Linked DNA regions of Mus musculus: region 2 is linked to region 1. A link is a loop called in an ENCODE intact Hi-C map of the cell type or tissue named here. Cell type or tissue: gastrocnemius. All regions are shown on one strand.

Region 1 (8,000 bases):
TTTCCGGGGAATTCTGGCTGGGTCTGTGCTTCATAGGGCTGGGGAGCCAGGGAAGGGATGGCAGTCCAGTGAACCCCAGTACCCTGATGAAGCATGCTCCACCCCAGACAACGAGGCCCTGCACAGCCTAACACAGGCTGGAGACTATTCTCTGCATGTGGACCTGCGGGCCGGAAAGGAAGCCGTGTTCGCCCAGTATGACTTCTTCCGTGTAGACTCAGCAAAGGAGAACTACCGCCTACACCTTGAGGGCTACCATGGGACTGCAGGTAAGTGTGGGCACAGATGGGGTGTGAGCAGGTGGGCATGAGGCGGGGTGATCCTCACCATGCCTTCGCATCCCCTGCCAAGCAACTTTATGAGCTACCACAGCAGCAGTGTCTTTTCTGCCCGTGATCAAGACCTCAACAACTTGCTCATCTCCTGCGCTGTCTCCTATCGTGGGGCTTGGTGGTACAGGAACTGTCACTACGCCAACCTCAACGGGCTCTATGGGAGCACAGTGGATCACCAGGTGGGGGCCGTGGGGACCACAGGACTCCACATTGGGATCTGGGTGACCCGGGATGAAGTCCTCTCACATGAAGGGCTGAACTCATGCCTCAGAAGCTCAACTGTGAAATGAGACACTCATGCCAACCTTGCTGAGGAAATCTGAAGAGACCATTTATTACTGGGCAGAAGGCACCAGCTCAGGGATCATGGGAGAGATAGCTGGACCCTGGGAGTCACCTACAGGAGCAGGGTGGGGCTGGATTAGGTGGCATTGATATGGCGCTGTCTTGACTCTCTTCCCTTGACAACCCTCTCCTCAGGGAGTGAGCTGGTACCACTGGAAGGGCTTCGAGTTTTCTGTGCCCTTCACGGAAATGAAGCTCCGACCCAGAAACTTCCAGGCCCCCACCAGGGGCACCTGAGCCTGCTGCCTACCTCACTCACACCCCAGTAGAGAAGAGCCACCGTGCCTCACCGAGGAAGCCTTCTCTGCCACAATCTCACAGCACCATGTTTACGGGGGGGGGGGGGGAACTGAGCAATAAAGGAGAAACTTTAAAGAGACTCGTCCTATCCTGTCAAGGACGCTCACCCTGGTCTTGGGGCGCCAGGTTTCTGGGCTGCAGCCGCACCTGGAAAGGAGGAATCGGGAGATTGATGCCAGCATAAGGCTGGGGCTGCAGGGAAGGCAGGGTTCCATCTGGTGGAGGCAGCAGAGTGAAGGCCTGCAGCAGACGAGCCAGCACCACAAAGAGCTCCAGCCGTGCCAGAGGCTCTCCCAGGCACACGCGTGCCCCACAGCCAAAGGATGGTGTTCTGGGATTCTTCCCAGGTTCCAGGAAGCGATCTGTGGGTAGTAGATGGAGAGCTAGAAAAGTTTGTCCCAGCAGAGGCCGGCCCTCTCCCGCTCCCTTTCCTGTGTGCCTCATACCTGGCCAGAACTTGCTGGGCAGTTCCCAAACCATCTCATCCAGGTTGGCGCCTTGGATGTTGGGGATGATGACCATATCCTTAGGGATGTCATAGCCGGAGATGCTGAGGGAAAGGTGGAGTCAGGAGCTGTCAAGGTCTTCCTCCCTCAACCCTTACCCCCAGGGAATCACCTGCTAGCCCTAGTTGCACGATGGGGCAAGGCCAAGGGCACCACAGGCCGCAAACGCAGCACCTCGGCAATGGTGGCCATGAGCAGAGGCAGCTGCATTCGGTTCCTGTACAGGAGCTGGGAGCCTGGGCCCAGCTTGAGGTCTAACTCTTCCTGCAGTCGCTTCTGGATCTGAGAAGGAGGGGCAAGGCTGAGCTCTAGGGACCAGACTTTGCCCAGGTGGCTCACAGCTGCCCAGCCTGCAGCTCCTCCCTCCTGCCATCTAGCTGACCCTAGAGCCCCCTCTGTGAGCATAGCCCAGGCCAAGCAGTCAAGAGCAGGGCAACTGGATCAAGGTTCCAGAAGGAGCAGTCTTCCCACAGTGCACCTCAGGGTGGTGAAGCAGGAAAGCCACAGCCCAGGAGAGCGTGGTAGCCGTGGTCTCGGTGCCGCCGATGAACAGGTCCACCACCGACATGTGCACGTGCCCCTCGTGGAGCCGCTCTTCGTCTTTGCCATCCCTTTGCTTCTCCACTCCCTGGAGCATGTAGTCAATCATGTCTTTCCATTGGCCTGCAACCAGGCTGTCCTGCAAAGGCAGGGGAAATTGTGTGTCCAGCAGTGGTGGCGGTCGGTGGGGGTGGGGGTGGCAGGCACATCACTGGCTGAGGCCAGAGGAGCTGGTGCCACTGCAACGCCCACCTTGTGCCGCTTCAGCTGCTGCTTGACAATATGGTCCCGACTCTCTTGGATCTGCTTCAGCTTCTGGAGGCCTGGGTTGGGGAGGAACTGGGGCAGGAAAGAGAGTCAGCTGCAGGGTGGAGACTGGTGGTCCCCTCCCCCACAACCCAGGGGAGACTGGGCTGCAACTCCTCACCCTGAGAAGGGGAATTATCGTCAAGATTTGGATGGACCAGTGGTTCCAGGCTTGCAACAAGTCCTGGACACAGTCGTGAAGGGTCTGTACCAACGTGCTGTCCTGCCGGAACAGGAGGGCATGCTTTGAGTTCAAGACCCGCAGAGGGCCAGAGGGGGGTTAGGGGTGGGCAAGAGGGTAACATGGACCTTGTCTCCAAAAGTGAGGCAGGAGATGATACTACAAGTGAGGAAGGAGAATTCCTTATGGATGGCCACGGGGGTGCCAGCCTGGGCTCGCATGCGCTGTGGAGGAGAGACAGGCTGCAGAGGCTGTGGAGTCAGAGTGGTACTGGCGGGAGAGGGAGGCTGACCCCAAGAGAGTCAGGCTACTACAAGAGCTAGCCCCACCTCACAGAACTCCTGGGTCAGCTGCTCTATCAGAGGCTCCATGGAGTCTCGCATGCCCAGCATCAGGGCTGAGCGAGAGAGTTTCTTGTGGGCCTTCCACATGAGAGAGTAATCCCCCAGGGACAGGTCCAAGTCCATCTTTCCTGCAGGAGAGATGGTAGAAAGAAAGACATGACCACAAGCTACCAAGGAGGCCAAAGGCCACACCAGGTGGATCTCTGTAAGTTTAAGACTAGCCTTTTCTACATAGTGGTTTTCAGCCCAACAAGGGCTCTATAGTAAGACCTAATCTTAAAGAAGAGGGAGTGGTGGAGGAGGAGGAAGAACAGGAGGAAGAGGAGGAAGAGGAGAAGGAGAAGGAGGAGGAGGAAGAGGAAGAGGAAGAGGAGCCATCGTGCCTCACCGAGGAAGCCTTCTCTGCCACAATCTCACAGCACCATGTTTACGGGGGGGGGGGGAAGGGAGGGGAAACTGAGCAAGGGTCCTAACCCTTACCATTTAGCATATGGGGTCGGCCAGCAAAGTCCACCCACTTTTGGATCAAGGCCTCCTCAATGGTTCTGTTAGAATTTAGCACCACCACATCTGAGGGGAAAGGACAATGTCAGGCAGGGAAGAGGGGTCACATCAACACAGAAGACTGGCTTACCTTGCATCCCCAAGCGGATCCTGTAGATGGGCCCGAGTTTCTGAGTGAGGCCAAGCAGGTAGATGGGAAGGTTAGGCTGTAGGAAGTGCAGAAAACCCGGGGCCAGAGGCGGGAGGTGCAGCTTCCGGAGCTTCCATTGGCCCCACAGCCAGCGGGTGCCAGCTAGCAGCAGCAACAGCAGCAGCAGCCCAGGTAGCAGCATGGCCCAGCACTTGTGCAGGGCCCTGATATGGCCTTTTATAGCCCCCAACTCCAGTCCTTTGTTCTGCTGTGGCTCTGACCTTTGCTTCAGGTCCCTTCCTGTTCCCAACACAGAACAGTATGTTTTCACATTGGCACAGTCCCCATCAGCCTTGGAGAATCTGTGGATCAAAGATGGGACCATCCATCAAGAAGAAAGGAAGGGATGCAAGACCCTGACCTCTCTGTATCGCAGTCAGTTTCCTAACTCTGTTTCAGCCAAGTAGGCGGAGAGTCCACTGGAGCCGGCCCCTCCCACCATACCTCCCCTTGGACCAGCTGAGTGGAGTGCATTTGTTCTAGAGAAAAGAAATGAATAGCAGTCTCTGCCCAATACGCCTTTTGGGTATTATATTTTATTGATTTTATTACCACTACTGTTAACTTTATTTTTGTGATGCCCGGCCAGCCCTCCACTGCCAGCTGCATCCACAGTCCTAGACCCTCTTTTGTTAGTTTGAAAAAGAGCCTCACTAAGTTGCCCAGGGTACCTTGAACTCACCGTGTAGCTCAGACAGGCAGAAACTTTGCACCTTCCTTCAGCTCCCCAAATAGCTTGGAATGCAGACATGAGTCACCTGGCTCCTTGTGCAATTCTTTGTTAGACTTCCCTTTGGTTTGATGTCTGGGTAGGGGTGGGGCATGGCAGAGGGTGTTGTGCTTGTGTGTGGTAACCACAGGTCAGCCTCAGTTGGTCTGTCCAAGGTACAAGACCCCTGAGGGCTCATTTTCCTGAACCTCCCTGATTCATCCAGGCAAGCTGGCCACTGAGCCCCGGCTATCTTCCTGCCTCTGCTTCACCATTTCTCGAATGATGAACATATACCACAGGGCTGGCAATGTGGTTCAGTGGTTAAGAGCCCTGGCTGCTCTTGCTGAGGACCTGGGTTCAGTTCCCAGCACTTCTGTGGCAGCTCACTACCTTCTGCAACTCTATTTCTGCAGTTCCACTGCCCTCTTCTGGCCGCAGAGTGGTACTGCATATTCACAACGTTCACATGCATGTGTACTAACAAAACACAGAGGGGCTTCTTTGGTTGTTTAGCGTTACATTTACTTATATTTCTTTTAATGTTCTAGTCATCTGCTCTACCTGTCCTGAACTCTAGGGTCTATAAGCACAATGTAACTTCCAATTGATCCCCAATTGTCTGGCTAACCCTTGGCTTACCTGGGCAACAAAGGAGGGGCCATTGTCTGACGAAAGTACCTTAGGGATGCCAGATCTTGGGAAATTTTCCTCTAATATCTTCTTTGCCACGATATTGGCTCACTCCTTCTTAGTGGGGAAGGCTTCGACCCACCCTGAAAAAGTGTCTATCAAAACTAATAGATATTTATTACCGTACTTGGCTGGTTTAACTTCAGTAAAATTTACTTCTCAGTATGCCCCTGGCCACTCACCTCTTAGCTGCTTTCTGGGGGCTTTCTTGTGGTGCCCGGCATTGGGGAGGGCACAGGCTTGGCATTTACTAACAATCTCCTGGGCAACGTTGGGCAATCTTATAGCATAGTAGCTTGAGCTCTTAACAATTTCTTTGAACTTCTTAGTTCCCAAGTGTGTGAGCCAGTGTAGATTGGCTCCATATTGTTGTCCTTCTTTGGTAGGCAGAACCGAGTGACCATTTTGGGTCTTAGCCACTCCCTGGGGAGTATACCCACATATCTCAGGTATTTTGTCTATCAGTTCCTGATCTTCTGGAGTGTAGTCAACGCCTGCGTCTTTGAGTTCATAATGGTCTAACAGTTCTTTTTTTTTTTTTTTTTCTCTAGCTATGAGGAACCTTGGGCAGCCTGTTTGGCAGCGAGGTAAGCCATCTGATTTCCCTTCGCTATGGCATCATGGCCTTTCTGGTGACCAGGGCAATGTATGATGGCCAGTTTTTGTTGTTGTTTGTTTGTTTGTTTGTTTGTTTGTTTTTGGCAAGTGTATGGCTTCTAATAGGCTCAAGATTTCTTCTTTATTTTTAATATCTTTCCCAGCAGATATGAATAGCCCCCTTTGTCTGTAGATCGCCCCATGTATGTGAGCGGTGGCGAAAGTATACCTGCTGTCTGTGTAGATATTAATGTTCTTCCCTTCTGCCGGCTGCAAAGCTTGGGTGAGTGCAATTAGCTCTGCTCTCTAGGCTGTCGTCCCTTCAGGCAAGCTGCTGGCCAAGATGGTTGTTTTCCGTTGACCACTGCAGCCCCTGCTTTTCACTTACCTTCAACCAAAAAGCTGCTACCATCCGTGTACCAGTTGGGGCAGCCTGGCCATGGCCGGTCAGTGAGGTCTTTCCTAGTTCCAGTTTCTTCTGCCAGGATGTCCACTCTTCTTCTTCTTCTTCTTCTTCTTCTTCTTCTTCTTCTTCTTCTTCTTCTTCTTCTTCTTCTTCTTCTTCTTCTTCTTCTTCTTCTTCTTCTTCTTCTTCCTTCTTCTTCTTCTTCTTCTTCTTCTTCTTCTTCTTCTTCTTCTTCTTCTTCTCCTTTCTCCTCCTCCTCCTCCTCCTCCTCCTCCTCCTCTTCTTCTCTCCCCTCTCCCTTCTCTCTCTGACATAGGTCTTACTATGTAGCCCTGACTGGTCTTGATGTAGCTAAGGATGACCTCACCCTGACCCCTCCTTTTCCATCTCCAAACGCTGGGATTACAGGCATATTCCACAATGCCTGGCCTGGTAGCATTGCTTATATGGTCTCTTTCAGTGTCGTAAACACGTTGTTAGGTGTGGTGGTGCTTGCCTATGATCTCAGCACTTAGGAGGCAATAGCAGAAAGACTGAGTCTGAGGTCAGCTTGGGCTACATAGCAAGACCCTATCTCAGAAGAAGCAAGGTTTAGTGTTAGTGTTTGCCTCATAGTGAGAGGCCCTGGGTTCTACCCCTGCACCACACAAAAAGTGCTCAGAAGACAAGGGACCACGTTTTGGAACAATGTGTACCAGCTCCTACCTGCTTTGCTCTGCCCCCACCATGCCTACCATGACCCACAGGCTACACCATATACCACTGCCCCGGTTGTTTAATGAAGTCAAGGCTGAAGAGCTTACACATGTGCAGAACTGCAAAGAGGCAGAACCAAGCTTCAGCAGGCACCCGGGTGCAGAGTCTGTACCTTTAATCATTTGGCTACAACAATAGCAACAAAATGACCAACTGGAGATGACTTACAAAAAAAAAAAACAAACAAACAAACAAACAAAAGCTGAAAACACAAATGTGAAGGAGTTTGAGAAAACCTTGAGATGAGGAAAGGAGAAAAGGAGGGGGCCTTGCTCGTAGGCCTGAGGACAGGAATAGGACAGAGAAGAGGGCTTGCTATGTGCTTGCTAAGGCAACCTTGAGGGTCAGGGCCCACAGGTTGCCAGCTCAGGGAGAAGATGGCTCCCATCATGATAAAGACAGTCCTCCAACCCCAGCCGCCCCAGGAGGGACTGGGAAGACACGGCTGGTTCAGAAGTTACAACTGTTAGAGATGGGGTTTCCCCAGGACCATCCCAGGGGCACTTGATAAGGGAGCAATTGGGAATCTCATAGAGTATCTGGGGTGAGACTATTCCAATTAGGGGGGTGGAGCTTATGGAGATAGGTGACAAGTCCCCCAACTGCCTATCCCCAGACTCTCTCTGCCCAATTATTGCCCCTTTCTATCACAGACTAGACACCACAGATGCTGGGATGCACCTGTAATTCCAGGGAAGCTGAGATCAGGAGTTCAAGGCCAGTGCTGGCTACATAAGACCTGGTCTCAAAAAGTAAAACAAGAAAAAAATAAAATAAATATAATTTGTTTCAGTGATATGGTACGGTTGGCAAAGTGCTTGCCTGGTGTGCACAAAGCCCTGGGTTCAATTCCTAGCACTGCAAAATCCTTGGTGTGGTGATGTGTGCTATAATCTAAGCACTCAAATGTCCAGGTTCCATAGTAAGTCTGAAGCCAGGCTGAGATGCATTATAACCAAACAAAGCAGAAAAACATGTGAAATATCCACAATTCTCTGATGCTCTCCTCACTGATGTGAGCTCTGACATCTGACCTCCTCAGGGCACAGGAACTACCTGGTCCTATTGTGTTCCCCAGTGATGAGCCACTGTGATAAGAGGCTATGGTTCTGGTTGTGGTACCACTCACTGGGCAGAACGGGGAAAGAGACAGACCATGGATCTCTGCAGAATGGTCAAATGGCAGATTCGTCTGACCTTGCTAAATTTCCTTGGTAGAACTAGGTTGCCTTGAATAACCAAAGATAGGCAGACAGGGTGGGGCTGAGTTGACCCTTCAAGATTTGCT
Region 2 (8,000 bases), 86 kb before region 1:
GGAAGGGGTAGGGTGGGCCCATGACCCAACTCCCAGGTCCGTGATTCACCCAAGCAGACTTCAGGGCCTGGAGCCCTCAGATACCATAATTCTGCCCCACCAAACCCTCATTACACTAGCTCTTCCAAGCATTGTCTGTCATCTACGGGCTGGGTGTCTGTCCCCAAGGCTACACATGTATCCTTGCTTTCCTCTGAAGACTGTGAACTGAATCTTCCTACCCTCCTCTCAGCTCCCGTGGAGAAGACACCACAGCCCCGCCTCGGTGAACTGTCAGTGACAGAGGAGACCTCTGACTCCATGCACCTCTCTTGGTCTGTGGCCCAGGGTCCCTTTGACTCCTTCCTGGTCCAGTACAAGGACAGGGATGGGCAGCTCCAGACGGTGTCCTTGGCTGCAGACCAGCGAGAGGTCACCATAGAGGGTCTACAGCCAGGCAGGAAATACAAGTTCCTGCTCTATGGGCTCACTGGAGGGAAGCGCCTGGGACCCATCTCTGCCTTGGGAGTGACAGGTGAGGCTGTCCTGCCTGGTCTGAAGACCACGGAACTGACTGGAGTGGACAGGAGGGAGGGGGAGAGGCCTGGCCAGAGCCAGAGAAGGGAGAGTTTGTGCCCACCCCACCCCAGGTGTTAATCAGTCATTTGAAAGAACAGGAGAAGCCAGGCCAAGCAGGAAGGAAAGGCCTTGAGGATTCCCTGCTTTCTCTCTCAAGCCCAGCCATCCCCTCAAGGGCTGCTTCCCACCGCCCTGTTGGAGCAACTTTAGCTCCTCACAATGTAGGCTTGCCACATCAGCACACACCTCCCATGCTAGTGAGCCAGAGATGTTTTCTGAAAGGGAAAACCACCGAGAAAGCCAGTGGGCAGAGGCCACTGACACCCACCTCAGAAGGGCACATGGCTAGTGTGTCTTGCCAGGCACGTACACCAGTCGGTGCCACCTTCAGCTGCTTTCAAAAGGCTCTATGGGTGGGGCCACTGCTGAGGCGGGCTTGATGTGCCCAAGGCTGGGAGAGCAGAAGTGAGTCTCAGGTCCAGATACATTGAGAGGTAGAGGAAAGACCAACAGCTTCCCAGACAGGAGACAGACCCTGGGGCTCTTCTCAGAGAGGTCTCCTGGGGCACACTGCTGAAATGAGTTCAAGAACTGGAAGGTTCTAGATGATCTCCTCCCTCCCTTTCCTCTCGTGGGCTGCTCTGCCAGGACTATGAGGTGTCACCAGTCTCAAGCCAGCCTTGCCAGCTTTCCTCTGAAGGGCAAGATGGGAAGGGAGGGCCCCATGGCACCCCCGCGTAGATTCTGCTCTGGTTTCTCCCATGCAGCCTCAGAAGTTGACATATCAGCCCCAGACCACACTGAGCCCCCTCATGCTCCCGGCCTGGGGACGCTGGCAGTGACAGAGGCAACCCCAGACTCCCTGCGACTCTCCTGGGCTGTGGCTCGTGGCCCCTTTGACTCCTTTGTGGTCCAGTACCAGGACACAGAGAATGAAACCCAGGCCCTGCTTGTTGATGGAGACCAGGACAAAGTCCTCATCTCAGGCCTGGAACCCAAAACTTCCTACAAGTTCTTCCTCTATGGCCTCCGTGAAGGGACACGCCACGGACCTGTGTCTGTAGAGGGCACCACAGGTAGGGCCAGGCCTGTACCATCCTAGTCTGGGGTAGGAAGGGTGGAAGGTGGCACCCTAAATTGGCTTCCACAGGAAAGGCCTGTGGAGTTTTTCACCCAGAAAGAGTTGAGGCCATTTGCCCTCCACAGCCCCTGCCTCTGCTCCCATGTCGGGCCACTGAACACCCCTCCTGTGGCTCTGTTCCTCACTAGCCCAACTTTACTGACCAAGAGGATCAGGATAAGATGACAAAGGGACATGCTATAAACCTTAGAACTGGCATCATGCATCTGTCTCCAAACCCTTTTCTCCTACCCACTTCACACAGATCCAGTTCCTGCTGGTCAGGGCCCAGGGGACCCCGGGCCCCGCCTGTCCCAGCTCTCAGTTTCAGATGTGACCACCAGTTCTCTGCGGCTAAACTGGGAAGCCCCGCTTGGGGCCTTTGACTCTTTCCTGCTACGCTTTGGGGTCCCCCTACTGAGTACCCTGGAGCAGAATCCTCGCACTCTGCAACAGCGAGAGCTTATGGTGCCAGGCGTGCGGCGATCCGCCATGCTCCGGGACCTGCGTCCTGGGACCCTGTATAGCCTTACTCTGTATGGGCTGCGTGGGCCACACAAGGCAGACAGCATCCAGGGCACTGCCCGCACACTCAGCCCAGGTGAGGGCCCGCAGGAACACCAAAGAAAGGGCTTCCTGTTTTGCGGGGTGGGACCCAGCATATAACAACCTGTGTGGTAATGGTGGGGTGGGGGAGGGAAGGGTTGAAAACACGTAGAGAGTGACACCTGTCCTGAGGAACCTACCAGAGAAGGTAACAGGCCTCTTTGGAGCCAGTGCACCCAAGGAGAAAAGGCAGGAGCCTGCCTATCCGTGCCTTAGCCGCTCTACCCATCCCTTATGCCCCCAGTTCTGGAGAGCCCCCGGGACCTGCAATTCAGCGACATCGGGGAAACATCAGCCAAAGTCAAATGGGTGCCGCCAACGTCCAGGGTGGACAGCTTCAAAATCTCCTACCAGCTAGCAGATGGAGGTGAAGACCCCTTTCCTTACCCTCATGACCTCCTTGGCTCTCCTCTCTTGCCCACTACCACCCCTGCACACTGCCTGCTCTCTAGCTGTTCTCAGGCTCCGTCCATGTTTGCAGGAGAGCCACAAAGTGTGCAGGTGGATGGCCGGACCCAGACCCAGATCCTCCAAGGGCTGATTCCAGACACTCGCTATGAGGTGACTGTGGTCTCCGTCCGTGGCTTTGAGGAAAGCGAGCCTCTCACAGGCTTCCTCACCACAGGTAAGAGAGACAGCCCCCAGCACGAGGAGAGGTAGAGAAAGAGAAAGCAAAAAAGGGGGTAAGGGTGTAATGGGGGCAGAGGATCCCCGGGTTCCAACCTCCAATGAGGGAGGAGCCAGCAGGGTCGGGAGAGTTAGGGCTAGGGATGCCTCTGAGCTCCCTGTTCTTGCCCAGTGCCTGATGGTCCCACCCAGCTACGGGCATTGAACTTGACTGACGGATCTGCCCTTCTACACTGGAAACCCCCCCACAAACCAGTGGACAAATATGACGTCGAGGTCGAATCCCCTGGGGGTGAGTGAGAACAAACCTCCTCTAAAGAAGACTTGTTTGGGGTGGAGAAGCGGGTAACAGGGTACAGCTCAGATGGATAGGAGCTGATGCCCCTCCCACTCCTAGCCCCACCCCTTCAGGCCTCAGCACCTGGCAGCGCTGTGGACTACCCACTGACTGACCTGGCACTCGACACCAATTACACAGCCACCGTGCGTGGTCTCCGGGGTCCTAACTTCACCTCCCCAGCCAGCATAACCTTCACCACAGGTATAGCCACGGCTGCGTGTGGGTCACAGGAGATTGAGGAGAATAGACATGGGCCTCATTTTTGTCTCTTTCCATCCTTCTCCTTCCAGGGTTAAAGCCCCCCCAGGACTTGGAGGCCAAGGAAGTGACTCCTCGCACGGCCCTGCTCACTTGGACTGAGCCTGAAGTCCCACCCACAGGCTACCTGCTCAGCTTTGACACCCCTGGAGGACAGATTCAGGTACCCCACTTCACTGGCCATCAGCATTCCACGCGGCTTGATTTGGAGGTGCCTCCTCTAGCTCTCCTAGAGAGTCTCCATCTGGCCCTCCACTGACATGTCTGTCCCTCGTCTGTCTCCAGGAAATCCTGCTTCCAGCAGGAACCACCTCGCACAGGCTTCTGCGCCTCTTCCCCTCCACCTTCTACAGTGCCCAGCTGCGGGCCATCTGGGGCGAGAGCCTTACACCTCCCGTGCTCACTTCCTTTACTACTGGTACTGGCTCTGGGGTTTGAGCTTCGCGGGGGTTGGGGGGCTCTGGGATCTGAGGTTTGGGGAGGAGAACAGACAGACTCTCCACCTCCTCTCCGCAGGTGGGCTGCGGATCCCCTTCCCCCGGGACTGTGGGGAGGAGCTGAAGAATGGGCCCAGTGCCTCAAAGACCACCACCATCTTCCTCAATGGCAACCGTGAGCGGCCTTTGGATGTGTTCTGTGACATGGAGACTGATGGAGGTGGTTGGCTGGTGGGTTCCATTCAGAGCCCGGCTCCCTGCTTATCACTGTGTAGCACAGGAGACGATGCAGGGGAACCACAGGCTGACTTTGGCCTTGATTGCTTTCCAGGTGTTCCAGCGCCGCATGGATGGACAGACGGACTTCTGGAGAGACTGGGAGGAGTACGCCCATGGTTTTGGGAACATTTCCGGGGAATTCTGGCTGGGTCCGTGCTTCATAGGGCTGGGGAGCCAGGGAAGGGATGGCAGTCCAGTGAACCCCAGTACCCTGATGAAGCATGCTCCACCCCAGGCAACGAGGCCCTGCACAGCCTAACACAGGCTGGAGACTATTCTCTGCGTGTGGACCTGCGGGCCGGAAAGGAAGCCGTGTTCGCCCAGTATGACTTCTTCCGTGTAGACTCAGCAAAGGAGAACTACCGCCTACACCTTGAGGGCTACCATGGGACTGCAGGTAAGTGTGGGCACAGATGATGTGGGGGCGGGTGGGCACGAGGCGGGGTGATCCTCACTATGTCTTCGCATGCCCTGCCAGGCGACTCTATGAGCTACCACAGTGGCAGTGTCTTTTCTGCCCGTGATCGAGACCCCAACAACTTGCTCATCTCTTGCGCTGTCTCTTATCGTGGGGCTTGGTGGTACAGGAACTGTCACTACGCCAACCTCAATGGGCTCTATGGGAGCACAGTGGATCACCAGGTGGGGGCCGTGGGGACCACAGGACTCCACGTTGGGATCTGGGTGACCCGGGCTGAAGTCCTCTCACATGAAGGGCTGAACTCGTGCCTCAGAGGCTCAACTGTGAAATGAGACACTCATGCCAACCTTGCTGAGGAAACTTGAAGAGACCATTTATTACTGGGCAGAAGGCACCAGCTCAGGGATCATGGGGGAGATGGCTGGACCCTGGGAGTCACCTACAGGAGCAGGGTGGGGCTGGATTAGGTGGCATTGATATGGCACTGTCTTGACTCTCTTCCCTTGACAACCCTCTCCTCAGGGAGTGAGCTGGTACCACTGGAAGGGCTTCGAGTTCTCTGTGCCCTTCACGGAAATGAAGCTGCGACCCAGAAACTTCCAGGTCCCCACCAGGGGCACCTGAGCCTGCTGCCCACCTCACTCACACCCCGGTATGACTGCCGAGCACTGAGGGGTTGTGCCCAGAGAAGAGCCAGCATGCCACACCAAGGAGGCCTTCTCTGCCACAATCTCACAGCACCATGTTTACAGGGGGGGAGGGGAGGGGAAATGGAGCAATAAAGGAGAAACTGAGGCACTAGGCTCATCCTATCCTGTCAAGGTTTTCTCACCCAGTTCTTGGGCTGCCAGGTTTCTGGGCTGCAGCCGCACCTGGAAAGGAGGAATCAGGAGATTGATGCCAGCATAAAGCTGGGGCTGCAGGGAGGGCAGGGTTCCATCTGGTGGAGGCAGCAGAGTGAAGGCCTGCAGCAGACGAGCCAGCACCACAAAGAGCTCCAGCCGTGCCAGAGGCTCTCCCAGGCACACGCGTGCCCCACAGCCAAAGGATGGTGTTCTGGGATTCTTGCCAGGTTCCAGGAAGCGATCTGTGGGTAGTAGATGGAGAGCTAGAGAAGTTTGTCCCAGCAGAGGCCGGCCCTCTCCCGCTCCCTTTCCTGTCTGCCTCATACCTGGCCAGAACTTGCTGGGCAGTTCCCAAACCATCTCATCCAGGTTGGCGCCTTGGATGTTGGGGATGATGACCATATCCTTGGGGATGTTATAGCCAGAGATGCTGAGGGAAAGGTGGAGTCAGGAGCTGTCGAGGTCTTCCTCCCTCAACCCTTACCCCCAGGGAATCACCTGCTAGCCTTAGTTGCACGATGGGGCAAGGCCAAGGGCACCACAGGCCGCAAATGCAGCACCTCAGCAATGGTGGCCATGAGCAGAGGCAGCTGCATTCGGTTCCTGTACAGGAGCTGGGAGCCTGGGCCCAGCTTGAGGTCTAACTCTTCCTGCAGTCACTTCTGGATCTGAGAAGGAGGGGCAAGGCTGGGTTCTAGGGACCAGACTTTGCCCAGGTGGCTCACAGCTGCCTGCCCAGGTGGCTCACAGCTGCCCAGCCTGCAGCTCCTCCCTCCTGCCATCTAGCTGACCCTAGAGCCCCCTCTGTGAGCATAGCCCAGGCCAAGCAGTCAAGAGTAGGGCAACTGGATCAAGGTTCCAGAAGGAGCAGTCTTCCCACAGTGCACCTCAGGGTGGTGAAGCAGGAAAGCCACAGCCCAGGAGAGCGTGGTAGCCGTGGTCTCGGTGCCGCCGATGAACAGGTCCACCACCGACATGTGCACGTGCCCCTCGTGGAGTTGCTCTTTGTCTTTGCCATCCCTTTGCTTCTCCACTTCCTGGAGCATGTAGTCAATCATGTCTTTCCATTGGCCTGCAACCAGGCTGTCCTGCAAAGGCAGGGGAAGTTGTGTGTCCAGCAGTGGTGGCGGTCGGTGGGGGTGGGGGGTGGCAGGCACATCACTGGCTGAGGCCAGAGGAGCTGGTGCCCCTGCAACATCCACCTTGTGCTGCTTCAGCTGCTGCTTTATGATATGGTCCCGACTCTCTTGGATCTGCTTCAGCTTCTGGAGGCCTGGGTTGGGGAAGAACTGGGGCAGGAAAGAGAGTCAGCTGCAGGGTGGAGACTGGTGGTCCCCTCCCCCACAACCCAGGGGAGACTGGGCTGCAACTCCTCACCCTGAGAAGGGGAATTATCGTCAAGATTTGGATGGACCAGTGGTTCCAGGCTTGCAACAAGTCCTGGACACAGTCGTGAAGGGTCTGTACCAACGTGCTGTCCTGCCGGAACAGGAGGGCATGCTTTGAGTTCAAGACCCGCAGAGGGCCAGAGGGGGGTTAGGGGTGGGCAAGAGGGTAACATGGACCTTGTCTCCAAAAGTGAGGCAGGAGATGATACTGCAAGTGAGGAAGGAGAATTCCTTATGGATGGCCACGGGGGTGCCAGCCTGGGCTCGCATGCGCTGTGGAGGAGAGAAAGGCTGCAGAGGCTGTGGAGCCAGAGGGGTACTGGCGGGAGAGGGAGGCTGACCCCAAGAGGGTCAGGCTACAAGAGCTATCCTCACCTCACAGAACTCCTGGGTCAGCTGCTCTATCAGAGGCTCCATGGAGTCTAGCATGCCCAGCATCAGGGCTGACCGAGAGAGTTTCTTGTGGGCCTTCCACATGAGAGAGTAATCCCCCAGGGACAGGTCCAAGTCCATCTTTCCTGCAGGAGAGATGGTAGAAAGAAAGACATGACCACAAGCAACCAAGGAGATCAAAGGCCACACCAGGTGGATCTCTTTGAGTTTGGGACTAGCCTGGTCTATATAGTGATTTTCAGCCCAACAAGGGCTGTATATAAGATCTAATCTTAAAGAAGAAGAGGGAGTGGTGGAGGAGGAGGAAGATAGGAGGAAGAAGAAGAGGAGGAAGAGGAGAAGGAGAAGGAAAAGAAGGAGGGGGAAAGGACAATGTCAGGCAGGGAAGAAGGGGTCACACCAAGACAGAAGACTGGCTTACCTTGCAGCCCCAAGCGGATCCTGTAGATGGGCCCGAGTTTCTGAGTGAGGCCAAGCAGGTAAATGGGAAGGTTAGGCTGTAGGAAGTGCAGAAAACCCGGGGCCAGAGGCAGGAGGTGCAGCTTCCGGAACTTCCATTGGCCCCACAGCCAGCGGGTGCCAGCTAGCAGCAGCAACAGCAGCAGCAGCCCAGGTAGCAGCATGGCCCAGCACTTGTGCAGGGCCCTGATATGGCCTTTTATAGCCCCCAACTCCAGTCCTTTGCTCTGCTGTGGCTCTGACCTTTGCTTCAGGTCCCTTCCTGTCCC

What was found. Hi-C counts contacts between places; a loop is a spot of excess contacts. Peaks named below come from ENCODE experiments on the same cell type or tissue, not always from the same donor. Only the 100,000 strongest peaks of a DNase experiment are listed, where the experiment ranks them.
Region 2: a loop joins it to region 1, with 7 times the contacts of the local background. A loop is called at or near these places in 19 of 42 quality-filtered maps.

The regions. Positions count from the first base shown.
Region 1 is chr17:34,800,707-34,808,706 of GRCm38, forward strand. Cyp21a1 (cytochrome P450, family 21, subfamily a, polypeptide 1) reads right to left here and starts at 3,720. Exons shown (of 10, transcript NM_009995.2): 1 at 3,492-3,720; 2 at 3,338-3,427; 3 at 2,843-2,985; 4 at 2,642-2,737; 5 at 2,454-2,555; 6 at 2,279-2,365; 7 at 1,965-2,165; 8 at 1,599-1,768; 9 at 1,427-1,530; 10 at 642-1,342. The coding sequence starts at 3,693. The coding sequence ends at 1,074. It also overlaps the pseudogene Tnxa. RefSeq lists promoters at 3,507-8,000, 3,507-4,223 and enhancers at 3,766-3,778, 3,841-3,854, 3,850-4,035, 3,866-3,877, 3,907-3,918 and 1 more. In gastrocnemius, a CTCF peak has its summit at 4,681 (motif pointing left); no DNase peak of the experiment used is centred here.
Region 2 is chr17:34,714,358-34,722,357 of GRCm38, forward strand. Tnxb (tenascin XB) reads left to right here. Exons shown (of 33, transcript NM_031176.2): 20 at 233-514; 21 at 1,326-1,634; 22 at 1,944-2,279; 23 at 2,529-2,651; 24 at 2,766-2,909; 25 at 3,084-3,203; 26 at 3,309-3,452; 27 at 3,542-3,672; 28 at 3,795-3,927; 29 at 4,026-4,177; 30 at 4,278-4,374; 31 at 4,461-4,622; 32 at 4,704-4,867; 33 at 5,169-5,458. The coding sequence ends at 5,270. It also overlaps the pseudogene Cyp21a2-ps. Among named protein-coding and RNA genes, the nearest start is that of C4b, 26 kb to the right of the region's middle. In gastrocnemius, no CTCF peak of the experiment used is centred here; DNase peaks (open chromatin) are centred at 3,303 and 5,670.